Regions from separate parts of the Mus musculus genome. Here region 1 is linked to region 2. The links are chromatin loops, found by intact Hi-C in ENCODE. Cell type or tissue: left cerebral cortex. All regions are shown on one strand. Links, peaks and the distances in the headings refer to the core of each region. The heading gives the core; the rest is flanking DNA.

Region 1 (15,598 bases), core at 3,334-11,333, 120 kb before region 2:
CCCTGGGTTGGTAGTCTTGGGTTCTGTAAGAAAGCAAGCTGAGCAAGCCAGGGGAAGCAAACCAATAAGAAACATCCCTCCATGGCCTCTGCATCAGCTCCTGCTTCCTGACCTGCTTGAGTTCCAGTCCTGACTTCCTTTGGTGATCAACAGCAATGTGGAAGTGTAAGCTGAATAAACCCTTTCCTCCCCAACTTGTTTCTTGGTCATGACGTTTGTGTAGGAATAGAAACTCTAAGACAGATGTATATACTCAGGGGAAGATTTTGTGCATACCATGACACAACACAAGACCCCCATCGTAATCCCCAGGGCACGCACACACACACACACACACCACACAGAGCCCTAAGCTCTGGAAGTCAAAAGTCCAGAATGTACCTTACTGAGTCAAGGTTCACAGAGCCGTGCTCCTGAAAGCTCCGGGAAGAAACTATTTCCTTACCTCTTCCAGCATCCAGAGACCACTGACTCCCTTGGCCTGTGGTCTACTCTAGCCTCAAGCCATCGATGGATGGAGTGGTGCTAATTTTTGGCTGACTACTTGCTGGGATGAGGCTAGCCTTTGGGTGTATCTATGGGGCGTTTCTAGCGAGGATTAGCTGAGGGGGACCCACACTGAATGTGAACAGCACCCTCTCAGTCCCACAGGCTGGGACCCCAGACTGATAGAAAGGACATACGGTATTGCCCGAGCTTTTGTCCCCGCCAGCAAGAACACACTCAGGACAACCGAAATCTTCTGCGGCAAAGCTTTTATTGCTTACTTATCAGGAGGGAAGACCCTGAACCGGGAAAATGGCACTGCTTATATAGCCCGCAGTGTGACGTTTCAGCACCTGATGTGGCGTGACAGCTCCTGATTCGTTGCTCGCCCATTACCCCATTACTACGCCGTGAGATGGGCAGTGACTAGGCGTGAGTTCACTCTTGCACTTGCGCATAAGGCTTGTTTACTAGTTAGGCGCAGTGGAAGCCAGCGCCATCTTATAATGGCGATTGCTCACGGCACACACGTGATTGCTCGCGGCACAGCTCTCCACATCACGGGAGAAAGCCAGCTGAGTACCACATTCCCATCTGCTGCTTCCTGGTGTCCAGTATAAGCCAATTCGTGCCCACACAGCTGGGGCCTGCTCCTCCCAGCCATGCTGGACACTGTCCCCCACAAGGGGAAAGTCAGCCTTCCCCCTTATGCTGTTCCTTGTCAGATGTTTGGTCACAATGACAAGTGTGTGTGGCCAACGCTGCCACCCTTACTCTTTTTCCGCCTTTGAGACAGGGCCCCTCGCCGAATGTGGAGCTTGAATGTTCAGCCAAGCTGTCTGACCAGCAAACTCCAGAAATCCCCCTGCCTCCTCCTCCTCAGCACTGGGATTATGCCCGTGCCCGAGTATTTTGGGGTTCTAGGGGTCTGAACTGAAGTCCTCAGTGTTGAGGCCCATGAGTCACCCTACAGACCACACAAACGTCCATCGAATTCAGGCAGGGATGGTTTATTGAGTGCACACCCTACTACTGATCGATCAGGACATAGCTCAGGATCTGGGACTGAGCCACGGTCATGAACATCTTTCTTGTCAGCTCATAAAGGAAACACACACACACATACACACACACACACACACACACACACACACACACATACACACACACACACACACACACAGAGAGAGAGAGAGAGAGAGAGAGAGAGAGAGAACATACCGACCAAGGTGGTTCAGGAAGTGGTGCCCAGTGGTTGGCTCTGACTCAAGCCATGTCAAACATAACAGTTCATACTGACCTTTAATTTGATGGGTTCTACGTAAAGCTTTGTGGAATTTCTTAAGATTAACAAAACTCAGAACATACAGAACATAACAGGATGTGTGATCAGCCTGACTTTGCTTTGAGTCAAATTATTTTTCTGTGTCAATGACTGGCAGGCATGTTACAACAATATAAAAAAGCTTGCAGGCATAGAAAAAAATGGCTACAGCCATGCTGGGGCAGGAGGCCTCAACACTCCCGTTTATACATCAGGAACATTCCTGGCAGGTTTTCCTTAAACCAGGCTGGCCTCAAACTCAATGATCCCCCTGCCTCAGTCTCCCAAGTACTGTATAAAAATTTTTTTTCTTATGTAATTCTGGGGAATCAAACCAGGGCCTTGCACATGTTAGACAGAATTCCACCACTGAGCTACATCTAGTCCAAAACCTATAAACGGGAGAGAACTGACCAAGTGAAATAGCTCCTGTCTGTGACCTGCAGACACGTCTGGCAGGAGTGCTATTGGCTTCCTCTGACTGCAGAGAAGTCCGTTGTGTCAATATTCCTGATGAAAAGTGTCTGTGATGTGTATTCTCCTTTGAGACGGTTTTAACGTCTTCTGCTTTTCTCAATATTGAGTTAAGGAAGATATTTCAGATGGGTATTTTATATCTGAATGAGAACAGTGATTTTAATTCAACAAACAATCCTTGAACATGGGCTAGTGTGTCGGTCCAACTTTTCACAGAACAACAAACGCCTGAGGGGAAACAGTTTAAACGAGATATGATGGTTTGAATGAGAGATGCCCCGTCCCCACACCATAGCGCACACACACACACACACACACAAACACACACTCACACTCACACAGGCTTTCACTCACTCACACACATACATGTTTACACACATGCTTATATGCATGTTCACACACACTCACATGATTACACACATGCTCACACACACATGCTCACACACACATGCTCTCACACACATGCTCACACAGACTCAGACTCACACACACAAACACATGCTTACACACACATGCTTACATACCTGCTCACACAGACACACAAACACAAACATGCTCACACTTTGTATTTGAACATTTGGTCACTAGTTGGTGACAGTATTTTTCTTTGTCATGGTTTTGAATGTATGCATGTGTTCATGAGTGTGTGTGTGAGCTTGCACAGAGGCCAAGCACAGAGATCAACATCAAGTGCGTACCTCAATCTCTCCACTTTATTTTTTTTACTTTTTATTTATTTAGATTTATTTATTTATTTTATGTATATGAGTACACCATCATGGTCTTCAGACACACCAGAAGAGGGCATCAGATCCCATTACAGATGATTGTGAGCCACCATGTGGTTGCTGGGATTTGAACTCAGGACCTCTGGAAGAGCAATCAGTGCTCTTAACTCTTGAGCCATCTCTTCAGCCCCTCCACTTTAGTTTTTGAGGCAAGGTCTCTCACTGAAGCTGGAGCGCAATAGGATTCCTGGCCAGCCAGTTAGCCCTCATGATCTCCTTGTCTCTGCCTCCCTATGCTGAGGTTGCTAAGCCACAGGCATGCCCTGCTATTTCCAACATTTTATATGTGTGCTGTGGATCCAGGCTCAGGTCCTCACTAACTGATCCTTCTTCCCAGCCCCAAGGGTACAAGACATGGACTGAACGTGGCTGGGGGCACAGCAGGCAGAAGTGGGTCTCAGAAGGCAGGCATTTGAAAGCTGTAGCCTGGCCCTGCTGTGGACTCATTCTACTGCTCCATCTGATCTGAGCAGGCCATGATGCAGGGCCTTGCTGCCACAGACTGAGCCCCTCCAGCCCTCATGCCGACGATGCTCCAAATCCCTTCTGACCTATGACCCCAGAGAAACCTTCTTTCCCATAAAGTCACTTCTGGCAGGAATCTTGTCACAGCAATGAAAACAGTTAATAATATGAGAGGAAAGACTCCTTTAATTTCTGGTTTGAGAGACTGGCCCTGCTGCTCCGTGCATCTGAGAGGGGCTGGTGAGAGGCGCTGCTCACCCACGACAGCTGGGAAGCAGAGAGCGAGCATGCCTGTGCTAGAGGCTTCTTCTCCCGTATCCCATCCCACCCTTAGCCTCTCACCCAGTACCACCCATGCTCTGTCTTGGAGGGATGCCCTGGCATGGGGGGGGGGGTGCCCTCACACCCAGAGCATGCTTTCCTCCCATCCCAGGACTCTCTCCTTCCCGCCAGGTTAACAATCAAGATCAGACAACACAGCTGTCACTGAGCTATGCTAAGAGTCCTGAGACCCACGCTCAGTCCTTCCAGAGCCAGCTCTGCCTGCCTCTGCTTTGAAGTTTCCAAAGCTTCTAGAGACCCAGCTGAAATCATCCTGCAGTTGGCCTGTTGGAGTGGTGGCCTGCAGAGCGGTCTCACATGGGAGAGCCATGTCTGGCTGGCACTATCTAGCAATGAAGAACAGTGCACAGACATAATGCAAAGCAGACAGGCTCTGTGTTCCTGCCCTCGTTCAACCGAAATGCCAGCTTGGGCAAATGACATATCTTCTCCGTGGACAGCAGACAATTACTCGTGAGGCATTGCATAAAGGAAGTTCCGTGGCGTGGGAGACCTCTCCTATGGGGAGCCTTCAGGAAATGCTGGCTATTTTTATTACCAGCAGGAACAGCAAAGGTTAACACAGCACATAATTTTTGTCCCTGAATTCCACCTGTCGTTCCTAACATGCGCCAGGCCCTGGCTAGGAGGCTTGTGCGGGTTTAGACAGAAGCACTAGTACAGGTCAACGTGTGCTTATCAAGTGTGGCTGTGGGGGTGGGGGGAGGGGGAGGGGCTGGCTTATTCTGACTCCTCCCAAAGTTTTAAACGAACCTCAGGTGGTAGAAATTGCTGTGAAACACACACCTAGTTAGCGAGAAGACGTTAAAGATTTTTTTTTTTTTACTTTATACGTATGAGTGACCTTATTATGTTTGTGCTGTGTGTGTGTGTGTGTGTGCAGTGCCCACAGAGGCCAGAAGATGGCAGCAGATCCCCTCCCTGAAGCTGAAGTGCTAGGCAGTGGTAACCCTCTGCCCCCAATATGGGTGCTAGGAATTGAACCTGGGTCTACTGCAAGAGCAGTAAGTGTGCTTAACTGGAAGCCATCTCTCCAGCCCCTCCAGTCCTCCAAACCCCATCCCCACAAAACTTTAAACTAGATGTGGCCACGCCTGCAATCCCAGCACTTGGGAGGCTGAGGAGGCAGGGTACCAAGTTCTCGGCCACGCTGCCTCAACCCTCCCCTCAAAGAGAGACAAGACAGAGTACCATGACACAGTGTGCAAACGGGCTGTGCAGATTTGGAGTAACACAAAGGATGGGGTTTATGTGTTGTAGTGGATAACGGCCACGTATGCAGGGAACATAGATGAGTGTCAATTTATAACCTTCTACAATGTCAGACCTTTGCTGGTCACCATTTACTGATGGTTCCGATTTCTTCCGATAGCTAGCGTAGTCACAGGCTCTTTTATGTTATTTTAACTAATTATGCTAGCTGGAAGCTCACATGTTGTGCTTCACACACCGGTGTTTATGTAGCCCATAGAATGGCTAAAATGGACCAAAGGGGCCAAGAGGCTGTAACGTTCAAAGAGGCCTTACTGCGGGCGGTGGCAGAGGCAGAGAGCCACTGCAGTTTGGGCATAGGCCTACTGCCAAGAAATCACACCCTACTTAAACACACAGTGGCTCAGGCCAAAAGTAAAAATTCTTCCTCTGGCTTCTGAAGCAGAGCCCAGCCTGACCCCTGCCTCCCCGGGCACCGCTTTCTTCCTGAGTTTGGTTTTTCAACCACTCTGGCCTTCTCTTGAGGCCAGAGAGTGCTTGCATATGCGATTCTCTCTGCCCAAATGCTTTCTCTCTCTCCCATTAAAGCCTCCTGGTTCTTTGCCCACTTAATTCTTCCTGGCCTTCAAGTCTTGGCTCCTCCCTGGCCTCTCTGAGTCCCAGGAGATCCCTGTAGTGCCCTCCCTGGGTGGCTGGATGTGTGTCTCTTACACAGCATTTATTGCCACCAGAACTTGGCCTGGATTGTTCAGGCTGTGGTTCACAAGGACCCTGTGCTGGCTTCTGCATTTTGTCCAGTTTGTTAAGGTTAATTTATTTATTATGTATACATTGTTCTGCCTGCATGTATGCCTGCAAGCCAGGAGAGGGGACCAGATCCCGTTACAGATAGTTATGCGCTACCATGTGGTTGCTGGGAATTGAACTCAGGACCTTTGGAAGAGCAGTGTTCTTAACCTCTGAGCCATCTCTTCAGTCCTGTTTTTTTGTTGTTGTTTTTGTTTTTTTTGTTGTTGTTGTTGTTGAGACAGGGTTTCTCTGTGTAGCTCTGGCTGTTCTAGAACTCCTTCTGTAGACCAGGCTGGCCTTGAACTCAGAAATCCTCCTTCCTCTGCCTCCCATGTACTGGGAGTAAAGCATGAGCCACCACCACCCAGCTACTTTGTCCAGTTTTAATGCCTAAGTCAGTCCCTCGCGGTACCACTTGTGTCTCTGAGCAAAGAATCAAGCAGAGACGCACTGCTGCAGAATAAGCAGGGAGCATGGAGGAAAAGACTGTGCACTTCCAGTAAGAGGCAAACAACAGGGACCCAGGAGTCTAGGGACTCAGAGACCCTTGCTGTGAAAAGGTTGCAGCTCTTAGAATGGGCTTTTCAGAGCTTGCTTTGTCTGTTACATGCAGCTTTAAAAAACAAAAACAGGGCTGGTGAGATGGCTCAGTGGGTAAGAGCACCCGACTGCTCTTCCGAAGGTCCAGAGTTCAAATCCCAGCAACCACATGGTGGCTCACAACCATCTGTAACAAGATCTGATGTCCTCTTCTGGAGTGTCTGAAGACAGCTGCAGTGTACTTACATATAATAAATAAATAAATCTTTAAAAAAAAAAATAAATAAAAAACAAAAACAAAAAAACTTCATGGGTCATGGGTTTCTCATCTTATATCTCAACACTTGGGCCTTTGGGGGGGACATTGTTCAAACCACAGGATTCACTTACTGGCTAGAACAAACGTCTCTGTACTAGTGACATTAGGAGACAAGCTGACGCTCCTGTTGATCGTGACTTTGCAGCGTCCCAGCAAAGCCCCAAAGGATGAAGTTAAGGTACAGACAGTGAGAGAGGAGAAAGGTCTCTTCTCATCTCAGATACAAAAACACACCCCCAAGGCTACCCCACTACCTCATCTTGATGCATCTGACAGCAATCCCTTCTCTGGGGAATAGGAGGAAGCCCCCAAATGCTGCCATAGAGGTCAAAGGACAACTTTAAGGAGTTCTCTCTTTCCCCTGTGTGGGGCACGGGGGGGTGAGACTCAGGTGAGCAGACTTGACATCAACTATCTTCACCCACTGAGCCATCTCATCAGCCCTCTTACCCCTTCTCCCAGATAGCTTCTTACGTAGCCCAGGCTAGCCTTAAATTCTGATGTAGCCTAGGTTGACCTGCTCCTCCCATCTCTATCTTGCAAGTTCTGGGGTTAGCATCTTATGTCTGCCCCTTCCTTCCCACGTGTAATCTGCCTCTAATTTGGATCTTTTCGTTGAAATGTCTATAGTTCTATCTGCTCTCTCCCACGGCAGATAAAGAAATGGGTTCAGAGGAGGGGATGGGTCAGATCAGCCGTGGGAGAGAATGTTCATCCAGTTAGATTTGGGAACCATGTTGGTGTCTACTGTATGATGGATGGATGGGTTGATGGGATGAAATGTGTATGAGCAGAAAGGCTGGCACGTTTTGTCTTCTTCTCTTTGCAGATGGGAGAGCTAAGGAGAGAAATGGCATTGCATGTAAATAAAAAGTTTTATTATGCCGGGTGTGGTGGCGCACGCCTTTAATCCTAGCACTCGGGAGGCAGAGGCAGGTGGATTTCTGAGTTCAAGGCCAGCCTGGTCTACAAAGTGAGTTCCAGGACAGCCAGGGCTACACAGAGAAACCCTGTCTCGAAAAAAAACAAAACCAAAACCAAAAACAACAACAACAAAAAGTTGTATTACTTTTGAATGAATGAATGAATGAATGAATTTTGAGCAAGGTTTCTTTGGGTAGCCCTGGCTGTTCTGGAACTTGCCCTGTAAGACAGGCTAGACTTGAACTCAAGAGATAGCACCTGCTTCTGCCTCCCAAGTGTTGGGGCTAAAAGGGGGAAGCCACCAACCTGGCTTAAGTAATTTTTCTAAAAGATTTGTCTTGTTTTTATTTCCTATGGATGGGTGTTTTGTCTACGTCATGTAGCCGACATGTAGACCAGAAGAGGGTGTTGCATCCCCTGGAACTGTAGTTATAGACTATAGTGAGCAGCCATGAGGGTGCTGGAAATCAAACCGCAGTCCTCCAGAAGCATAGTCAGTGCTCTGAGCTGCTGAGCCATCCATCTCTTCAGCCCCCTTCACATTTTTTATTTATATATGGTGATGGTGATGATGGTGATGACGGTGATGATGATGATGATGATAGTTATAGGAAGTATACTCTGTGTGTGTGTGTGTGTGTGTGTGTGTGTGTGTGTGTGTGTGTGTGTGTGTGTAGATCAGAGGACAAGTCTGGGGAGTTTATTCACTCTATCCATTGATACTGAAACTCATCAAGGAGCCTTGGGATGGAGTTGAGGTCATCGGGTTTGTATAGTGAGCGCTTTAACCCGCTGCCCCATCTTACCAGCCCCCAGATGGTCTAATCTTACAATTTCTTTTTCTATTTATTTGTACGTGTGTGTTGGCGCCAGGAGTCAGGTCATGCCATGGCATGTGGGCGGAGTTCAGAGGATAATTTTCAGGACTTGGTAGATTCCCAGAATCTCGACACCTCAGGTCTTCAGCCCTGGCGGCAAATGTTTACCTGCTGAGCCATCTTGCTGGCCCCACAATTGCATTACCTTAAATGCAGAACTTGGACTGAGACTTGCGAGTCTCAGCCTGAAGGCTGGAAGTCTAGACAGTCTTCAACGGTCCCATCTCCCGTCTCCCTGCTAGGGCTGGGCCAGAGAAAGAAATGTTAGAGAAAAATTGCTCTCTAAAGTAGAGGGTTATAAACATGGTGAGGAGATAATTCCCTATGCTGGCAACTCCAAATAGGCAGCTTAAAGGGAGGCCATGGCTGGCACCTCGCTCCAGGAGGCTGGCTATATTGGGTCATGATGACCTTGGCGACGGCAGCTTGGGAATTAGGTTAATTTGCACCTGGGGGGTATTAGCCAATCTGTAATTGTTCCTATGTTCTTCCTTCCTAATTAACTGTAAATGCCTGCAACGGGAGCATGGCTTTCTGCGTCCTTCGTCTCCTCCGGTGCTGCAGCAGTGTAGACAGCTTCCAGGTCAGTCTTTGGAGCACCGTGTTTCTGTGCTAGGAACAGCAGACGCGTCCTCACTAACCGTTGTATGGGTCACACTCTGGAGACAGTTTCCCGGGGAGGCACAAGGCAGCCTGAAACCACAGCGCTGGCTCTCGGCAGACAAGGTGAAATGAAGACAGCTCAGAGCCGGAGACCTTTGAATGTCTCCTCATCTGAGGAAGCCTTGTACTGGGATTCAGGGTGAGCAGAGGGTGGGGGGGTGGGGGTGAGGGAGGTGGGGAGGGGGGACCACTCTGAAAAAAAAGGCTGTTATCTCATAGCAAACAGAATTGGAAGCCAGAGGACAGAATACCAATTTGTCCCTGTGGGAGGACGGATCTTTGAGCGGAGGAGAGCAGTTCCTGAGGAGGAGCGCTGGCTTTAAGACTTGCATCAGCTTCGGGTGGAGTTCCTACCCCTCTCTTCCCCATGAGCTAACCAGAGCTCGCACCTTGAACTGCTCCAGGCAGGTGGGTGCACACAACCCCACCTAACTGTTTAGATAGGTGCTGTGCTGGGATCTGAACTCGGGTCCTCACACTTGTGTAGCAAGCATTTTACTGACTAAGCCTTCTTCTGAGCCCCCAAATCTACATTTTTATCACTTTTTCAAAAATAATCTGTGGTGCTGAAGTTTGAATGCAGAGTCTTATGTATGCTAAGCAAGTGCTCTGCTGGCTGGTGCTCCCTCGTCCTCCTCCTCCTCCTCTTCCTCTTCTTCTCTTCCTCCTCCTCCTCTTCCTCTTCCTCCTCCTCCTCTTCTTCTTCTCCTTCTCTTCCTCCTCCTCCTCCTCTTCCTCCTCCTCCTCCTCCTCCTCCTCCTCCTCTTCTTCCTCCCCCTCTTCCTTCCTCTCTTCTGTTTTTCCCTCTCCACGCCCCCCTTTATGTTTTGAAACATAGTTTTACACTGTGGGCTGGTCTCTAACTCACAGCCATCCTCCTGCCTCAGCTTCCTGATTGCTGGAGCTCTCATAAGGACGATCAAAGCCGGGGCTGGGTCAATGTAAAGTCCCTGAGTCAGCACGGTGAGGTGGGGGGTGGGGGGGCTGCTGGGCTTTGCGTTGGGAGAAGATTAGGATACTTCTCACAGGGGGTTCTTATGAGGGAGCAAGGCTGGCTCCCACCCTCTCCCTTCTGCTTACTGCTTCCAGATGTGAACACTTACTCTGTCCTGACATTCCACGCACCTTCCCCAGAGACCAAATGCAACTAACTCCAAATCTTCGAGCTGAAGAAATCTCTTTTCATCCAGGTGTGCTGCCACACTCCTGTCATCCCAGCACTTGGGAGGCAGAGGCAGGCAGCTGTCTGAGTTAAGGCCACCTTTGTCTACAGAGGGACTTTTAGGACAGTCAGGGCTACACAGAGAAACCTTGTCTTGAAAATCAACAACAATGGGGCTGGAGAGATGGCTCAGTGGTTAAGAGCACCGTCGGCTCAGTGGTTAAGAGCACCGTCTGCTCTTCCAGAGGTCCTGAGTTCAATTCCCAGCAACCACATGGTGGCTCACAACCACCTGTAATAGGATCTGATGCCCTCTTCTGGTGTGTCTGAAGACAGCGACAGTGTATGCACATACATAAAATAATAAATCCTTCAAAAAAAAAAGAAATTGTTGCTTCGTGTATTTTTAATACTGGCAAAAAGCTGGTTAAGGTCCATGGTCTCCTAACAGCCTCAGGCTCCATGCTCCTCAGCTCTAACTCTAGAGTAAGGCCAGCCTGAGTTCAAATCTTGGTTCTACCTGTCTCCTAATTTATTTAAGATTTTTAACATTTCTTTAGGTCTCACCTAATTTGAAAAAAAGATCTGGATGTGGTGACACATGCTCCTAATCCCTGCATTCAGGAGGCTGAGGCAGGAGGATTGCTATAAGTTCTCTGCTTTCAGACAGAAGCTACTTAGGGAACACCCAGAGGGGGCGGCTGAGGCTGGACAGAGGGCAAAAGAGACAGATTTTCTTAAGTGCAGCCAGGCCAGCAGAGGCTGGCAAGCTTGTGCTGCGGGCCGCTGCACTGAAGCCGTTTCCTGCTGCTTCATCCCTAAATGGGACAACAGGGAGAGCTGGAAGTCACCTGTTGCCATCAGCATTTCCTGTGCCAAGCCTAGGGGATACAAGGTTCAGTAAGGACAAGAGGCAGCACTCACTACATCATACCTACCCGGACCCCAGCCCTGCCCCTCTCCCAACCCCGTCCCAAACCTGAAACACCCAAAAACCCCTACTGCTCTAGGCATTTTGCAGGCAATGTACATAAACTCTAACTGCATGCTGCAGAACAGGTGTCATTTCGTTCCCAATTCACAGATGAGGGAACTGTGGGCACAGGGAGAGAAAGGAAGTTGTCCACATGGACAAGGGGCCCAAGCTGAGATCTGAGCCCAGGCGACAGAGCTCCAGGCTCTTGTCCCCTTGGAGTGCTCACAGTCTAATGAGTTTGTATAGGTGACTCGCCTAGGAAAAGCCACCTGGGGGAATCTATGGACAGTTTCCTAACTCCACGCAGGATGTGTTTACCAGGTTTTCACTTCTGGCCCCAGTCTTCCACTTCTACGGGGCTTCCAGCCTCAGCCTTCCCATTCCACCTCCAGTAGAACTGTGAAAGAAGAAACCATCATGTCACCCCTGTAGTCAGTATGCCACGGACACTAACGGAATCCCTGCATACCCATCCTGGACTTTCTCCTCTGGCAAGAGGTGAGGGAGAGAGTTGAGCCAAGCTCTGTAGTGAACACTTCTAATCCCAGCTTTGAGAGGTGGAGCCAGGAGGATCAGGAGTTCAAGGACAGCCAGAATTACCTGAGATCCTGTTTCAAAATGGGGGACGGGGGCTGGCGAGATGGTTCAGTGGTTAAGAGCGCCGAATGCTCTTCCGAAGGTCCCAAGTTCAAATCCCAGCAACCACATGGTGGTTCACAACCATCCATTCGTAACGAAATCTGATGCCCTCTTCTGGAGTATCTAAGGACAGCTACAGTGTACTTACATATAATAAATAAATAAATTTTTTTTAAAAATGGGGGATGGGGGTTGAAGGGATAAGAAAGGAAAGGGGGTGTTTCTAGGGGCTCTGTGCCTTGCTTTGGCTTTATGGCACTGAAGACTGTACCTAGGGTGTTGTGCATTCAAGGTGAGCACTGTATTTCCAGCCCCAAGCAGGGCTTCGAACCTGAGCTTCCTGGCAACTCCAGCCTTAGAGCCAGAAGCAATTCAAGCCCCGTGTCCTCATCCTGTGTCACTGAGTATGACCTGGCTGTGACCAGGTGTCTTACCTAACACTTTGCTTACAAAGCGGACTTTCTATCTATCGATTCTGTGACAGCTCCATAACAAAGATAAATGTGTCCTGCCTGAGAGAGCATTTATAATTTCTGTCTCAGTGGCTCCTCAGAGAGCTGGGCACAAACTCACCAAAAGAGGATGGACAGTGAGAAGCAAGGACTTTGAATATGTATAAGTCTGGGTGCTGGAGAGATGGCTCAGCGATTAAGAGCCCTGGCTGCTCTTCCAGAGGTCCCGAGTTCAATTCCAAGTGCCTTTATGGTGGCTCACAACCATCTGTACTTGGATCTGATGCCCCCTTCTGGCACGCAGGTATGCATGCAGAGAGAGCACTCATACGTAAAATAAATACATCTTTAAAAAAACTAAAGACTACACATAAGCCTTCCACTGGACCCTGACTCTGCCACATATATGCAATACAACCTTAAGGGCGTCACTCGATCTACCCGAGTCTTGGTCACTATCCTTAAGATGAGATGACAGTAACCAGGCTTTTTGGAGTGATCTTGTAAGATATAGTGATCTTGTATAGGAGTGTAGGAAGGTAGAGCCCTGGCCCTGAGCCAGACTGCTTGCTTAGGTCCCTCGTCCACCACAGTGTGTGTGCAAACCACGCGTGTGATATACCTGACTATTCCAGAAGAGGGCTTCCGATCCCTTGGAGCTCAAGTTCCTGGTAGTTGTGAGCCACCCAATGTGGGTGCTGGAAACAGAACCTTGGACCCCTGGTCATACAGTCTCGAACACTAAAGCACTGTTTTACCTCACATGCTCAGGAGACAGACAGGCACACAGTAAGTCCTCAGTAAGATAAGTAGTGGCCCTCACTGAGACTCACCACAGCGCCTACAGTGCCATCCGCAATATTACATGACCACAAAAGCAATGACCACAGTGCCCCGGAGGAAGTGGCCTTCGGAGTGGCACCTGTTGTCTCTGCTGCCACTCCTTGCTGGGGGAATGGGGGATGGGGGATGGAGGTAGGGCGAGTTTGCCTTCCCTGACCCCAGGGTTCCCTGACCAAGCTGATGATGCACTGTGCCCCAATCTGTTGGCTCCCCCTCACCCACTAGGAGCCTGGCATTCTGAAGGAGCTCCTAGAGTCTGTTATAGATTTAGCTCCCGGATGGCATCTACTGGTTGTCAGCTACTTATCAGCAATTAAGCTTCCATTGTAGATGTCAAGACAGAAATACATTTTTGCTGTTGAGTGGGGAGGTATTCCCACGGGTTGTCAGACTGTGGCTCTTATTCTCCCTGCTGCAGCAAAGTCTTCTCTACGTCTGTACAGCCAGAAGGGACCTGAGAGGACACCACAAGCCAGGGATGGGGATGGAGGAGCCTTGTGCTGTGTTCCTGGGCTGAGTCTTTAGAAGGAACCCTGGGCCTGTGCTCTCTTATTAAGCTTCCCCGCAGACCTGACACATTTGCTCATCTTCTCTCTTTTCAGAGTAGTTTATTTTTTAGTATGGGTGCTTGTGTGTGCCTGTGTATTGGTTCGTGCACATGGCTGCAGTTGCCCTGAGAGGCCTAAGATGTGGGATATCCCAGGACCTGGGACCCGAACTCAGCAAGCGCTTGCTGTAATCGCTGAGCCATCTTCCAGCCTTCCCCCTGACCCCTGCCATTTTCTTTTAAGATGGAGTCTTACTATGTGGCCCTGGCTGGCCTGGATTAGGCTGTGTACAGCAAGCTAGCAAAACTCATAGAAATCCACCTGCCTCTGCTTTTCAAATGCTGGGATTAATGGTGTTTGCTACCACACTCAGCTATTTGATTTTTTTTTTAACACCAACTTGAAATAATTGTAAAATACACTGTTACATACGAGAAGCGCATATAACTACCTCTTAGTGTTCAGAGCACCCTGATAGAATCCTGAGCCTACCTCCGGGGGAACATATAGGATAAGCGCTGCCACCGTGAAGTCGCAAATACCACTTTTATTTATTGTTTATTCACAGGCAGGCTCTAATTTCATATTTCAGGGTGACCCGAAACTCCCTAGACTGCCCTCAAGTTCAAAGCGATCCTCCTGCCTCAGCCTCCTGAGTGCTGATCTTACAGGTGTGATCCAGCACACACAGACCTACATTTGTTTAAATTGTGGTCTTCAGTGGGGTCCACAGCCCACTGGACACAAAGTGAACTTTGGGAGGGATTCACGATGGGAAGGAGTCCGTGGAGCTAGCTTCCGGTCTTAGTTAGGGGTTCTGATGCTGCAATGGAATAGGATGATAAAAAGCAAGCTGGGGAGGAAAGGGTTAATCTGACTCAAACCTAGTAGTCCATCACCTGGAGGCAGGAGCTGGTGCAGAGGCCATGGAGGGGTGTTGTTTACTGATTTGCCCCTATCCCTTGCTCAGTTTGCTTTCTAAAAAAAAAAAAAAACAAAAACAAAAAAACAAACAGGCACAGCAGCCCAGGGATGGTGCTCCCCCCACCCCCCACAATGGGCGGGGCCCTTCGCCATCAATCACAAAGTAAGAAAACTACAGCCCAAATTTATTTATTCATCTCTTTATTTCTTTGTTTGTTTCAGCCCAATTTTATGGAGACATTTTTCTTTCTTTTTTTAATTTTATTTTATGTTCATTGATGTTTTGCCCAAATGTGTGTCTCTAAGTGAGGGCGTCAGATCCTGTGGTAGTGGAAACAGGTGTGAGCTGCCATGTGGGTGCTGGGAATTGAACCCAGGTCCTCAAAAGAGCAGACAGTGCTCTTAACCACTGAGTATCTCTCAAGCCCTGGTAATTTTCTCAAGTCCTGTTTTTTTGTTTTTGTTTTGTTTTGGGTTTTTTTTTGGGGGGGGGTTGTTGTTGTTGTTGTTTTGAGACATGGTCTCTCTACATAACCCTGGCTGTCCTGGAACTCACTATATAGTCCAGGCTGGCTCCAAACTCACAGAGATCCTCCTGCCTCTGCCTCTTGAGTGTTGGTATTAAAGGCAAGAGCCACTATGTCTGTCCTTTAGATTGATAATTTCAGTTCAGGTCCCTTTCTTGGGGACAGAGCTAGCCACCTGTCTCTGTTTCTCAGTGTTGTCTTAGCCACTCACCTTCAGGAAGCTGGAAGTCCTTCGCCCAACTTAGTCAGTCTCCACCCTTGATCTCTGAGAGGAAGACAGAGTGTCACCGCAGGCACTGCCCATCTTCAGTTCAGTTCAG
Region 2 (15,598 bases), core at 4,878-12,877:
GAAAGGTATGTGCACATGAATGCAAGTGTCCACAGAGGTCAGAGGGATGTGGTATATGATCCTTCTGGAGCTGGGGTTAGGGACAGTGATAAGCTACTTGATATGGGTGCTAGGAATTGAACTCAGGTCCTCAGGAAGAGTAGTATGTGCTCTTAACTACTGAGCCATCCATTGTTTCAGCCCTAAACTAAAGTTTTAACATATACTTAAGTAACAACAAATTTGAAAATTTGTATTTTCAAATCCTCATGAGCTTAACAAAACCCTTTTCAGATACGTTGTCACTGCAGTTCTGTGGTTAGTTTTTCTGCTCAGGAAGAAGGGGCTTGATCCTGTTAGTTGTTTTGGCCTTGATAAGTTTTTTTTTTTTTTAATTCTTTATTCCTTTGCCAATATTTTATATGTTTTAGTGGTTTGGTTTCTGTGTCCTCTTAGTAGTCTCTGAATCAATTATGGTCAATTTACTATTAAGCCTGTACTGAAAGTTCACCAGGTAGTTATAACTAGAAAAATGCACATAATAACCCTCTATAGTATGTGTTTTTGTAAGTAACTGTTTGACTATGATTACCCCCAGGCTGGGGATGCAGCTCAGCAGTGTAGAGTATTTGCCTACTATGTGTGAAGACTTAGGTTTGATTTCCAGCACTGGGAAAAAAAAAAACAACCTAAAATGCCCCCCCCCCACTACTTGATGAAATGCAGGTGTGAATGAAGGAGTACCATCTACCACAACCACAATATTATCACACCTAGAAAAATAGTTTCTCAGTCCAGATGCCTCCTGATCTCTTAGGAATATCGCTTTTGGCTTTTTAAGAAATATTCTTTGAAAGTATAATAATTGGGGGCTGTAGAGATGATGGCTCAGCAGTTGTTGCTCTGTCAGTTCTTAGCATCCACATGGTAGCTTACAATTGTTTGTAACTCCAGTTCCAGGTGATCAGATGTCCTTTTCTGGCCTCTGTATTCACCATATGTATATGGTGCACAGACATACATGGCAGTCCAAACACTCATATACATAACATAAAACTTTAAAAAGGTTTACAGTAACTAAAGAGAGATGGTCTCTTTTGACATAGAAAAAAATACCACTGTATTTAAGTGATGCCCTGCAGGTAGCAATAACCACTTGAATTCCTTTGGTCAATAAAATATGAGATCACCAGAATGAAAGCAGGAGAAGGTTCAAGGGCTTTTTTGGCTCATGTTCAAGTATTAGATTGTTCAGAATATCAGGACTGAGAGCTAAGTGGTGAGTCTCTGTATTTGATTCCTAGCTCTGCAAAATTAAAACAAAACAAAACAAAACAACAACAAAATCAATCAATGATGAGTGAGATCACTTGAAAACAAACAAAGCAAAGCAAACCAAAGCAAACCAAAGCAAACCAAAGCAAAGCAAAAAAGCCTAGAATGCAGCCTAACTTGGCTTATGGTAGATACTTAGTTAATAATACTTAGTTAATAATTTTAGAAGGTAGTTAATGAGTAATTTGTTGACTTAGAGATGCCAACAGTGCAGGGCGTGGTGGCGCATGCCTTTAATCTCAGCACTTGGAAGGCAGAGGCAGGTGAATTTCTGAGTTCGAGGCCAGCCTGGTCTACAAAGTGAGTTCCAGGACAGCCAGGGCTACACAGAGAAACCCTGTCTCGGAAAAAAAAAAAAAAAGACGCCAACAGATTGGAAGACTATAACAGAAAAGGAAACTCTTTCTTTGCTCAGTAGTTAAAACTTTTATTTGGTCACGTTTATACATTTAATCAGTATGATGCTGTGGGAAATAAATAGAAAACAATGTTAATGCTCTTGAGAAAACCTATAGTGTTGTGTAAGAGTGAGCAAATACAGTCTTTGGTTAATATTTATTGACTACCTTTTGTATGCTGTACAGTATTCTGGGTATTGGATATAGTGATTAAACAACACTAACAAAGTCTTTATCTTTGTAGAGTTTACAAATTATTTGGGAAAGAAAGCAGCTTATTTTTAGGGAAAAAAAAAAAGACATAGCAGTAGTCCAGGCTGCAGTGGCAGATTACTTTAGTCCCACATTCAGCATACAGAGGCAGTCAGATCTCTAAGTTTCAGGATGGCCAGAACTACACAGAAAAACCCCGTCTCAAACAAACAAACAAACAAACAAACATAGTAGTAGTATAATTTTGGATATAGATTCCCAGTTGGGGAGACATGTTAGGAGAGGAGTGCAGCTTTAGCCCAGATCATCAGGTAAGGCATTTCTGAGGAAATTACTTTTGACCTGTGACTTGAATTACAAAGTGATAGACACCATGATATTAGGAATGGTGGGAGAGGTTGCAAGGTAGGAGAAGGTAATAACCAGACTCATAGAGTTACTTTGTGTGGTGGAAAGACATGGAGGAATCCAAGTTATATTCCATAAGACAACCAAAATATTCAATCCATTGATAGAGTCTGATGTTGGTGATGTTTAAATAGTCTTGACTTCAAGATCCTCTTGTTTCAGCTTCCAAGTGCCTGGAGTACAGATACATGCACCACCACACCTGTGTGAAGAGGCTTGATTTTAAGAAACTGTTTATTTTTAGCCTTATGCTTGCAATTTTAGCACTTAGGAGGCTGGGGTAGGAGGAGACCAGATAGAAGCTAGTTTGGGTTAAATAGGGAGATGTTGTTTCAAAGAAAACCAAATAAAACCAAACCAGCAGACTAATTACAAAAGCCTTTAACTTGCTGAAACCCGAAGAGCCTCCGGTTTCATTGACTTTCACTTTTTCTTTCAGCGTATCCTACTAAATAATATTATATTAATTGTCTTATTAGTAGAATTACAAAGAAATTATAGTTCTACAGTTTTAAGTTTGAGTTGGAGTTAGTAAAATTGTGGTGTAAACACAAGGAGCTTTTGAGTAAGAAACCGTATAGCTTTCATATATGTACACACCCACACCCACACACCCCACACACAGACATAGATAAATCCAACTCTAATTGGATTCTGTCACTTATGTCATGTGGTTTATACATAGATATAGCGACACATTCTGGAAATTAATGGGAAGGATTTTTTTTATTTTTATTTATATGTAAGTACACTGTAGCTGTCTTCAGACATACCAGTAGAGGGTGTCAGATGTCATTACAGATGGTTGTGAGCCACCATGTGGTTTCTGGGATTTGAACTCAGGACCTTCATAAGAACAGTCAGTGCTCTTGACCCCTGAGCCATCTCTCCAGCCCAGGATTTTTTAAGTTATGTATCTTTAGGAAAGAGCTCCTACTTAGGATAGAATTCATATTATTAATAGGTGCTGTGTAGTTGAGGTTTTTTTGTTTAGGGATGGATGGGGAAATGTTGAATGTAGTTGTTGAAATGTATTGCAAGATTTACTATCCTCACTATAGTTGACATTTGATAGAGTCATAGTCTTTTATATTTGAGGGCTAGAAATGAGAATGGTGGGCTTAATAATATTTAAAATATTAGTCTTTTTTAGAGTAATCACACACATAACACAATCATAACAGCTCCTGTACAATTTCTCTTTTCCCTACCTTAACTCTGACTTTAAAAAACCCTTTTATTGCTTAATACCATCCTCAACAGTGTTATCAATAGGAAAAAGTACTTTGTGGCATTAATTAGAACTGATCCTTTCTTTTCATGTCAGTGACTGTATTCACATACTTTATAGAAAAATAAGTGTTTAGAACAAATCCAGTTTTGTAAATGTTACTGTTTATTTGTTGGAGCAGGGCTTTCCCACATCAGATGTGGGCTGTACTTCCTGGGTGCTCATTGCAGATGTAGCCCAGGGCCCTCCCATAGGAGGTACATTAGCACTCTGCTTCTGGAGCCCATGCAGGTACAGGAGCTACCAGCAGTGAGTGCCGAGAGAGGCAAAGCAAGTGGTAAAGAGATAATTTGGCTGGTAGAAGGCATTTTCTGAATGTTGTCTAAAATTTGAGATTATTGAGTGTCTTTTTATGACTGGCTGGCTTGCTTTTTTATAATTTGCTATAGAAGAATAAGCCCGACATTAGGCATGTGCTGATGGTGTTTATTGGCCTCCCCTATGGAGAGTCCTTAGAAGAAGTCTTCTGGAGTTGTATTGTTCTCCTCCTCCCCCTGAATTTGATTTAATAGAACTGACAACAGATGTCTCAAGTGGGTCAAACCATAACATGAAAGGAGGGAATTATTGACTGGATATAGAGAAATGCAGTCCCCATCATCCTCCCGCCACAGTATGTGGTAAGGCTATTGTTGAAAATTCTTCTTAAAACCAAACAGTATATGATTAGATCTATATCCCAGTCTTGACTATTGAGAGACTCTGTGGTGTTGTTAGAGAGGTAATATCGACCGCTCCCTCCGCCCCCGGAAAAAAGATGATAAGTAAAGCACATCCTTTCTGAAGGACAAACTAGTTGGAATTTAAGAATCTTATGTCAGTATTTCCACTGTGGTGAGGCTGTAATGTAGTTCTTTGTGGGTTGAGTGGTATTGCTCTACTATCAAGGTTCATTGCGCACTTGTTATTTTCACATAATACTGTAATAGTGGTTTGTTTGTTTGTTTGTTTGTTTTGGTTTTGTCAAATTTGAATTTTAGGATACCATTGTTAGATGGAAAAGCAAGAGAATTTATCACTATTTAATAATTTAAACTTAGATTTTTATTTTATATCTCCCCTTTAGTACAGTACCTGGATTGGCTTAATTTATATCCAAATTCTCTTCTGGCTTGGTGGCGTATACCTGTACCTCCCAGCACTTAAGACATTGAGGTGACAGGATTGATTGCTTAAGTCCACAAGTTCAGGACTATCCTGGCTAACATATTCCAGACTGTATCTTAAGCAACAAAACCATTAAAAACAAAACAAAACAAAACAAAAACCCACCCTCTCCCAATTTTGCAAAAATGGATTATGTTAAATTCAATTTTGGAAGCTGTTTTCTGTTGTTTCTTACTATTCAAAGGGAGTGAGTTTGTGAGTTTGAGTCTTTTCTACTTCCCTCCCTTCTTCCTTTCCTTCCTTCCTTTTTCTTGTTTCGGTTTTGAGAGTACACACTGTTAGTCACTGAGCTATCTCTCCAGCCCCAGGGTTGTTTTGAGGAATAAAGTGATACATAGACCTTAGTATGTGCTGTCCAAGGTATTTCTGACCACAGATGAATATAGACACATACATGGTGTGCTGGCTAGTTATATGTCAGCTTGACACAGCTAGAGTTATCTGAAAGGAGGAACCTCAATTGAGAAAATGCCTCTGTAGATCTGGCTGTAAGGCTTTTTTTTTTTTTTTTTTTTTTTTTTTTAAGTGATTGATGGAGAAGGGCACAGCCCATTGTGGGTGGTGCCTGGTGGTCCCGGATTCAATAAGAAAGCAGGCTAAACATACTATGAGGAGCAAGCCAGTAAACAGTACTACTCCATGGCCTTTTCATCAGCTCTTGCTTTCAGGTTCCAGCCCTGTTTGAGTTCCTGTCTTGACTTCCTTCAGTGATAAACAGCAATGTGGAAGAATTAGCTAAATAAACCCTTTCTTCCCCAGATTGCTTTGGTCATGGTGTTTCATCACAGCAATAGTAATCCTAATCTAGGACATGTGGTTAATTAGTTATGTCTGGGCAGGAAGTGTCTGGCTGACCCATTGCAGAACAGAATGTAGCAATCTTTGTGTGGTATGCTGTATTGTGCTGTTGAAACTTGCAGCTCTCACATTGGTGTTCCCAGCACTGAATTTGGCTTCTCATATAGTAGGAGCCAGGTCATTCCTGTGGAATGTAAGTCATTTGAAAACAGCTATAGATTGGATCTTTAAGCTTCAGTTGTAGTTCAGCTAGGGAGAAAATTGTATTATCATAGTGAAAGTCAGGTGGCAGAGACTCTCTAGGATAGTCCCTAGATTCACTTTGCTGAATGTGGTCACCATCAAAACAGGAAAGTGACTGCCTAGAGGTTAGCCAGCAAATGAGTGAGGCTAATAAGACCATATTTTGCTTTCTGAAGTAGTTCCATATATATATATTTTATTTTATTTATTTATTTATTTTTGGCTGTTCGAGACAGGGTTTCTCTGTCTAACCCTGGCTATCCTGGAACTCACTTTGTAGACCAGGCTGGCCTTGAACTCAGAAATCTATGTGCCACCACTGCCCGGCCGAAGTAGCTCCATATTTATAAACATTTATAAAGGATACCTATTATATTCCAGGTATTGTTTGAGGGTCCTAGGGATACAGTGGTAGTGGTAGGGAAGCCCCTTTCCTAATGGAGTTACATTCTAGTGAGGAAGGTAAGTATTAAGTCTTAGGAAGTGCTAAGAACCATGAAGGGAAAAAAAAACAGGAAAAGAGCAAGCATCAAGTTAAAGATTGTTTTTGTGGGGGTTGGAGAGATGGCTCAGCCTGTAAGAATACTGACTGACTGCTCTTCCTAAGGTCCCAAGTTCAAATCCCAGCAACCACACGGTGGCTTACAACCACCCATAATGGGATCTGGTGACCTCTTCTGGGGTGTCTGAAGACAGCTACAGTGTATTTACATTTAATTTTAAAAAAGATTCTTTTTGTTATTATGATTATTAATATTTGAGAAGGATTTTGCTATTTAAGTCCAGGCTGGCTTAGAATTCATTTTTACTTATCTTGACATTATAATAAAATATCTGGCAGAAACAGTTTAGAGGAGAAAAGATTTATTTTAGCTTATGATTTAGATGATACAGTACATCATGGTCAGAAATTCATGGCCACAGTAACATTTCTGTCTGTGATGGCAGGGGCTGAGGTGATATCTCATATCTTGTCTGATTATGAAGCATAGATTAGGCTGTATAACCTTCAAAGGCTCATTTTAGTGCCTCACCTCTTAAAACTCATAGCTCCATAAAACAGTGCCACCAACTGAGACAAAGAGTACTGAATACATCTGTAGGGGAGAATAGTCCAGATTCAAGTCATTAACAGCCTGTATAAAGTAGTTTTGGATTGATGAGATGGCTTAGTGGGTAAAAGCACTTGCCACTTGAGTTTGATTCCTGAAAGATCTACATGGTGGAGAGATGTGACTCCCACAAGTGTAATTTAAAAAACATAAAAAAAGTAGTCCACTACCAGAGTGCAAATTAAAAATTAATTGGCTCTACCACATATCCACTTATGGACATCTGAGGACAGTATCAGGAAGTTTGCAATATTAACAAATACCAAAGTTTGAAACCAGGGTTTGAAATTTATTTTCTCTATTCTTGTCATTAGACGTCGTCATCTTTACCCTGAGCTTAGTGGCTGTGCAGGCTAGCACCTGCCTACTTAAGACCCATTCTTGTATAATGTCCAGTGGATCTTGTATTTACTTTTTTTTTTTTTTTTTTTGGTTTTTCGAGACAGGGTTTCTCTGTGTAGCCCTGGCTGTCCTGGAACTCACTTTGTAGACCAGGCTGGCCTCGAACTCAGAAATCTGCCTGCCTCTGCCTCCTGGGTGCTGGGATTAAAGGTCTGTGCCACAGAGCTTTAAGTCTGGCTTTAGTCTCTATTGCCTACCCTAAGATGTATTGATGCCACAGCAGGAAAAAGAAAAGGAGCCTTTATCTTCTTTCCTATTAGTGTTCTTAATTTTCACCTTAGCCATAAACCTGGGAAGGAGAAACCTCTGAATAGAGAAGGCCAATTCAGCTATACACTTATGTTCTACAACAAAAACCAAAAATGAAACAAAGCAAAACCTTGCTCACATTCAATACCTTGGGAATTTTCTGCTCATTGAAAATTCAAGGACTGGAGAGATGGCTCAGCAGTTAAGAGCACTGACTGCTCTTCTGAAGGTCCTGAGTTCAGATCCCAGAAACCACATGGTGGCTCACAACCATCCATGAGAGCTGATGCCCTCTTCTGGAGTATCTGAAGACAGCTACAGGGTACTTACATATAATAAACAAACAAACAAACAAACAAACAAAAATAAACAACCAAATCTTGAAAATTAAAGTTACTTACCTATGATTAAATTTTCATCAGATGTAGTGACACATACCTCTAATCTTAGCACTTGGAAGGTAGAGACACATCAATCTCTTCATGTTTGAGTCTTGTCTGATTTACAGAATGTTTCAAGACAGCCTGAGCTACATAGTGAGACCCTATTTTGAAAAAAACCCAACCCCCTGTACCCCCTCTAAAAAGATGTTATAGTTTTCACACAGTATTAAGTCTCTACCATGAAAATATCTTAGTGAAAGTGAACAAAATGAAGGCACTGAGAAGATGTATAATGTGTAGTTTGGTTTTAAAGGAGGAGATTGCAGTCATCAATGGCAAATGTAAGCTGTTTGTAGATGTTGAATTGGATGCGAGAATGTCACAGCCACTATTCTAGTGGGCAGGCACACTGTTGAAGGATGTGTATGGTTACCCCAGCTTTAATGGCACTACTGTTAATGTCATGTTGTGGGAGACCTAATAGCTAAGATGATTCTCTGTTAGGGCTATGCCATACCTATGAGCAAGTCTGACTTTCATATCTTTTCTTGTGCAGTCAGCTCCTCTTGTGGTTGGGCTTTTTGGAATAAATATAAACCTCTCTTCTATCAAAGAAGCTGAGAGTCAAAGAAAAGGAATTTTCCTCCAAGATCTAAGTACTGGAATATAGATAATGAAGTCAGGTTTTCTTTGGTGGAGTTATCTAGTTTTCTAATTCTTTAGAAAAGTACCCTCAAGTCTCTGTGTGTAAACCTTTAATCCCAAATGTTCAGGAGGCAGAGGCAGGCAGATCTCTGAGTTTGAGGCTAGTCAGGTCTATCTACATAGAGAGTTCCAGGAAAGCCAGAGGTGCCTAATGAAGCCTGTCTTAAAACAAATAAGCCAAATAAACCAACAAAACCCTGCAAATAAAATATAAGTGTCTTATTACCCTGAATATATCTCCCTACCCTGTTATTAATCTAAGAGTTTTCATGTCTTTCCATCCTTGCAGTTGGTTGTTTCTGATTTTACCAGTCCAGTGATTAGCTCATTGAAGTGGGTAGTAATTTACAATTTGCTTTTTAGTAAAAATGATGTGATGTGTAAGAGAAAAGGTCATTAAATTAAGGAATAACTGGTCTTGGGTCGAAGTTCTATGGAGAGTTCACAAAGAAAGACTGGTTTTTCTGCTTAGTACTGAAGAGTAAATTCATTTTTCTTTTACCATTTGCTGTATTTACTTTCTTTTGCCTTCTTTCTTCAGTCATTTGCCAATGATAGTCTTGTGAAGAGGTCTGATGTGGCAAAGGTACTACAGTTGAAGTTCTAGATACTTAGGTCTAACTTTAAGCTCATTTCCTCTGGGACTTATTTTCCCATCTTCTGGAATCACTACTGTGATTGGCCAGGGAATTTTAGATGTAACTCAGGAGTAAAGATGGCCTTGTTTAGTATAAATCCAGAGCTTTTCATTTCAAATTAAAAAGTTATCTTTTAGTGTTACCTAGAAACCAAGATTGAGTACAAGAACAGTTTTTAGTCAGGTTCCAGATTGAGGGAGAGTTTTGAAAACTACAGACTCAGCAGATAAAACTGAGTGGAAAACTAGCTCAGTGGTTAAGAGCACTTGGTTTGGTGTTCCTGCAGAAGACCCAGGTTAGTGTCCAGCACCAACATGGCATCTTACAGCTGTTCTGTATTCAGTTCCAGGGGAACAGATGCCCTCTTCTGTCCTCTGTGGGCACTGCATGTACATGATACACAGACATGTATGTTAGGCCACTCATACACATAAAATAGATAAATCTCATTTTTTTTCAACAAACATGTATTGAAGAATGTTTCTACAGAATACCAAAGGGACCCAGTCTGATCCTGATTTTGACTCGTGTTTCTCCTTATGCTGCCATATAGCCGTACCCTGTGCAGCAACTGGTCCTACCTTGGAGGATATGGTAGTGTTCTGTAAGTGGATCCAGGTGCCTTCAAGTCCTTTGTACTCTGCTTGTGTATGTTGGATACTTCTTTGTGATTTTCCACTGAATGTCCAAGTCCACTTTTCTTCTTCACTTCATTACTTCCAGTAGTTTCACCTTGCCTCTCTATATGCCTTTTACTTTTTTTTGGTCATGCCGAGATCTGTGATAGCTTTCAACTTCTGTACCATCCATTCTCTGGCCTCCATGGCTCTGCAGTTTGGTGGATAGACTGTAGACTGGGAGGCTACAGATCCTGTGTTGTGCTTCTTGGGTGGTCTCAGGCTAAGATAATTTTTTTTTTTTGAGAAATGTTTCCATGAGTATAGGTTTTATAGCTAATCTAGTTTTAGTTTTGTTTTTTTAAAGAGATGGTAAAATGTTAAAAGAGCCATAGGAGCTAGTTGGTAGAGAGCTTGCCTAATATTAATGTGGCCCCAGATTTATCCCACCATACATAAACTGGGTATGGTATGCTCACCTGTAATCCAGCACTCAAGGAGAGGCAGGAAGATTAGAAGTTCAGGTCATTCTTGCCTTCATAGTGAGTTTGAGGCTTGCTTGAGCTATATGAGACCCTATCTAAAACAAAACAAAACAAAACAGAAAACAAACAAACAAACAAAACCACCATAAAACAGAAGGATATTAAAAGACTATTTGAAACTTGGATCTGTAGGAAGTGCATTAATGTGTATCCCAAGTGACTGTTCTAATAACAAATGCCTTGTTGGGCCTTTATAGGGTGGCCCAGCACTGTGGCATTTTCTGATGCCAGTTGCAAAGAGCAAGGAAGTCAAGTCAGCTTTTGCTTTGGGAAGGAGTGGTGACTTACTACTGAGCCTAAGATACAAAGGACATAGCTTTCTAGTTCTTTGCAGAGCCCCTCTCCTTGTGACTGGAAAAATCTGCAATTCAAACTTGTTTGGCTTTAACTATGGGAGTTTATTTTCAACACAGAAGTCACTTCAACTCAGGATAGCTTCATAATTCTTGTAGAACACTCAGCTACTTGGATACATCTGACTCTAGAACAAATGTAATGGCTATGCTCTAAAGTTATATAGGATACTCTGGCTCTATGCTGGACAGGGCTTCATATTCTTCTAGGTGGGTGGAGAGCTTTCCATTCCTTTCTTAATAAAAAACATTTAGCTGATTTTCAATCATGCCCTGTCTTGTCTCTCATTTTTTCTTTGCATTTCATTCTGGTTTGCTACAGCTCAGCTCTTCCACTTGTGGCTCAACACAAAGCGTGAGCCACAACTTGGTACATGGTTGGTTATTGGAAGAGAAACTTAAAATGCAAGAGGTGGGAAGGCATTAGGGCTTTTGTTCTGTTTGAAGGGAGCATTAGGATGAGTAATGTGAGCATAGGGGAATGTGGATTCTAAGGTTCAGTAACAATATATGTATAGATCAACTATTTGGGGAAATAGAATTTTGGGTTGCTGACAGGGCAGAAATATTTGGAGAAGCTTCCATTTTGATAAAGAAGTTATTTTTAGTTTGTAGAAAAAGAGTGGTTTCATCATCATACTGGAATCTTGCAGTTATGTTTGTAACTCAAACTAATCGGCTTATGTGCCAGAGAAGTGTCAGGTGGCATGCTCGTTTCCTCCTGAGTTTGAGGACTGCTTGGCTTAACTCCTGCAGTGCTATGGCTGGGCTGCGGGGCATTGTTAGGGGGTGTCATGGATGACAAGGGTGAGCTGCTGCTGGTTTAGATGCTGGCCTGAGCAGAGAACACGCATGCTGTGCTCAGCTCCATTGTATTCACTTGGGCTACACTGGCTGCCATAGGTGCTGTGTATGGTGCGTAAAACCTGTGCATGCTAGGCATATTTTGGTAAAACTGTTTTAAAACCCAGTTTGCTTGACTCAGTTGCCCAGTCTCTTGGTTCTCACCCTAGATATTTTATTTCCCACAAGTGGTTTTTAATGGATTTTAAGTTCCCAGCTATCATTCATGTATCGCACTTCCATAAATATATGTGCCCAATGTAGGTGTTAGTGTTCTTGGTTATTTTTTTTCTTTAGTGTTTCTTATATTATTCATTGAAGAATATCTGGCTAAGTATTTAAACAATTTTAATTTTAAAATTTGGAAAAGACTGTTTAAATTACTAAGTCAGAAAAATGTAGTTTGTGGCTTAGTTTTGATTTAGGTACTTTGATCATTGTACAGGAGAATGTAGACTCAAGAAGATGTCATTTCAACTCTTTGAAGAAGCTAGAATGGTGAGGAGAAAGCAGTAGACTTAAGTAAAACAATGTCCTATAAACAGTTGACTGAATGAGGGCTGGTGGGAGGATATCTTCCTGCTGGGACATGTCTTGCCCTAATTTCTCCAGCTTTATACATAATAGAAGCTTATGAGTATGACTGTTTGAAGTCTTGGAGATTTTTCCTTCCTGGACTGGCCTTATTTTTTCTTAAAAGAGTAAAAATGAAGGCTGGGATTGTGGCTTAGTGGTAGAGCACTTGCCTAGCATGTGCACAGTCCTGCTCTCAGTGTCTGTCACAAAAGTGACAAAAACAACTAAACAAAACTATAATAAAATAACTTGCTCCTCATCTGTGCATGCACCATAGTAGGGCTGGCTCTTGTCAAGAGGGTGCAGGTGAGCCAGCCCTTAGGGCAAGAGTGAGGAAGAACTGCTTTCTCCCATCCCCCATCATGAGAGAAGGTGAGCTGTCCCTGTCCCTGGCCAGCTGCAGCACTTGGGAGAGTAGGCCAGGTGCCATGATTGGGCTGCACAGTGGAGCTGGCTCAGGAGTTGTGGGTGTGGGTAAGCAGCCCCAAGGGCATGAGAGCAGGAGAGCTGACCCTGTCTCCTGCCAGTGGCAGCATTGGGTGGCCTAGCTGGAGCAGTGCTGGAGAATTTGCCCTGGTGGCTTGGATAGGGGAGAGCTGGTACACTGACTAGTTCAGCTACCACCCAGGCCCAGATCTGTATCATCTGAGAATGATTGGGATGTGTGAAAGGGCCAGCCCTGCTGACCCAAAGCTGCAAGATCTCCATGACACAGGGCAACAACAATATAATCAGGAGGAGTCCTGGTGAACATCCAGTATTGATGGTGTCACGGAAGCCAGAGAACTTGAACCAGACCAATGACTCGTTTGCAAGTAAAGATGTGTAGACAGAGGGATACATTGTGGGACACACTCTAACATACTACAGCTTCCATGATATTTTCCTCTGTGTGTTTTGTGGGGGGAGGTTTGCAAGAGTGCCAGTGGATATGAGGGGTTGGGGAGGTGAGCAGAACTGGGGTGCATGATGTGAAACTCACAAAGAATCAATAAAAAGTTAAAACAAAAAATAGCTGGTGAAGCTGATAGTCGGGGGTGGAGGGTGGGGGTGGGGGATAAGAAAAGCTTGCAGTCACAGCTAGAGGGTTACTCTATTTGGGGAGGCCAGAGGGGTGGCAGCAGTGATAAATTTCTCTCTCCTAGGCCTGAGGAAACTGCAGTGAAAACCCTTCTTCAGTTGTTTACCTCCGGCTAACAATTTTTTTTCTTTTCCTTTTAAAAAGATTTATGTATATTTATTTTATATGAGTATAGGTAGCTGTCTTCAGACACACCAGAAGAGGTTAGGATCCCATTACAGATGGTTGTAAGCTACCATGTAGGTGCTGGGATTTGAACTCAGGACCTCTGGAAGAGCAGTCAGTGCTCTTAACCACTCCCGATAGGAAATTATTTAAAAGTTGAGCCTCAGCTTTTCTTCTTAATATATAAAATAGTTTTGGCAATCTTGTAATCTGAGAGGATTGTTTTGAGGACTGAGAGTGTGTATGAGTGTAGGTCATCTGAGCCATGAAGTACTGTGTAAGCATGGGCAGTAGGAGGTATATTATTTCTTTTGTTTTGTTTTCTGAAACAGAGTCTTGGTATGTTAGCCACGCAAGTTTTGAATTCTTGCCTCAATTTTCTGAATAGCTGAAAGGTATATTATTCAGAGAGTAAGAGTAGGGTTTGGAACAGGAAATAAACAAATAGGCACTTACAATACTGAATAAATCTAGGATCTGTCAAGAGACCTGGTTCTTACTGGATTCTTTGTTACTAAAGCTGTAAGAAATCCTAAGGGAAATGGAGCAGTTTGCCTAAGGGTCACAGCCAATGTTTAATTACAGAGCTGAACTAAGATGCAAAAACTGCTGCTGTTAGCTGTGTGTGTCCCTAGGCACATCAGAACTGACCTTTGTTTTTCTCTTTGCTCTGACCATTTCCTTTTTCAGTTAAGTCCTTCCCTCCTCATTCTGCACCCCCCCCCCATCTTTTCATCTATTTTTTCTCCCTCACAGTTGATATTATAATAGAAGACCAGGGAATCATGAGTTTGAGTTTTTTAACATAATATATATTAGAATTGCTTATATGACTTTTACAAAATAACAATGTCTAAAGTTTTGATTTTATTTTTATATTTGTTTTCTTATGATTATATTATATATCTGTAGTAATCGACCCAAATTGTTCAATAAATTTTTATGTGTATATAATATAAAAATGACTTATATTAAGGTGCATAGCAGATCAAAACACAGACTATATGCAGAACTCCAGAACATTCATTCCCTCATAATTCTTCATCATTACTGGCTCCCTCAGTAAGTCGACATTAATTAAATTAATTAATTAACTTTTATGTTTCTTTTGAAACCAGGTATCTTGTAGCCAAACTGGGTTCCAACTCACTGTGCCTTGAACTTTAGTTTCTCCTGCTTCCTTCCTAAGTGCTGAGATCATAGGTGTGCACCGCCATGTCTGGGTTTGTTTTTGTTTGTTTGAGACAGGGTCTTGATATGTTTGTAGCCCAGTTGTGTGGCCCAGTTGGCTATTGCACCGTCTTTGTTAATTAGCTTTGTCTTTGTTGTTGCAGTACTAGGATTGAGCCTGTGGCCTTGAGCATGCTGGTGCAGCCCTGTGTCACTGAGTATACCCACCAGCCCTTCTGTTACTTTTTTACATATTTTGAGACAGTGTCACTAAATTGCCTAGGCTAACTTGAACTCCCTCTGTAGCTGGGGGTTGGGGGGGGGGGGTGAGCCAGAGATCCTGTCTCAACCTCTTGAATGGCTTTTATAAGTGCTCTTCAGTAGGCCTGGCTGTTTTGCCTATTGAATTTCATACAGAGTCGATAGTATGCATTCTTTTGGTTCTGGCTCTCCCCCAACTCCCCAACATCCTATTGATATTGAATTGTATGGCCAGGCCAAAGTTACTGGTTTTACTGTTGATGGACACTTGGGATCATACCCACTTCGGCTCTGTGAGAAAGTTGCCATGAACATTTTCACTCTAGTGTATATGTCTTGGTAGATATATGACCTCATTACTCTTGGTTTTATATACCGAGGAATAAAATTGGTAAGTCATTTATTCTACTTTGGTTGATACTTCCAAACATTTTTGTGGTTGTATTAGTTTTTTTGTTTTTTTTGTTTTTTTGTTTTGTTTTTTAATGAAGAACTTCACTGATTGTTGGTGGCACATACCTTTGATTCCTGCACTTGGGAGACAGAGGCAGGCGGATTTCTGAGTTCAAGGCCAGCCTGGTCTACAAAGTGAGTTCCAGGACAGCCAGGACTATACAGAGAAACCCTGTCTTGGAAAAAAAAAAACCAAAAAAAAAAAAAAAAAAT

What was found. A loop is a pair of places that touch in the nucleus more often than their neighbours do. Peaks named below come from ENCODE experiments on the same cell type or tissue, not always from the same donor. Only the 100,000 strongest peaks of a DNase experiment are listed, where the experiment ranks them.
Region 1: a loop joins it to region 2, with 1.8 times the contacts of the local background. A loop is called at or near these places in 4 of 42 quality-filtered maps.

The regions. Positions count from the first base shown.
Region 1 is chr4:136,378,460-136,394,057 of GRCm38, forward strand. Gm31295 (a long non-coding RNA gene) reads left to right here and starts at 9,031. Exons shown (of 3, transcript XR_390837.3): 1 at 9,031-9,346; 2 at 9,427-9,615; 3 at 10,297-10,534. In left cerebral cortex, for the core only: no CTCF peak of the experiment used is centred there; no DNase peak of the experiment used is centred there.
Region 2 is chr4:136,500,383-136,515,980 of GRCm38, forward strand. All of the region lies in intron 1 of Luzp1 (leucine zipper protein 1), which reads left to right. Among named protein-coding and RNA genes, the nearest start is that of Luzp1, 38 kb to the left of the region's middle. In left cerebral cortex, for the core only: a CTCF peak has its summit at 9,696 (motif pointing left); no DNase peak of the experiment used is centred there.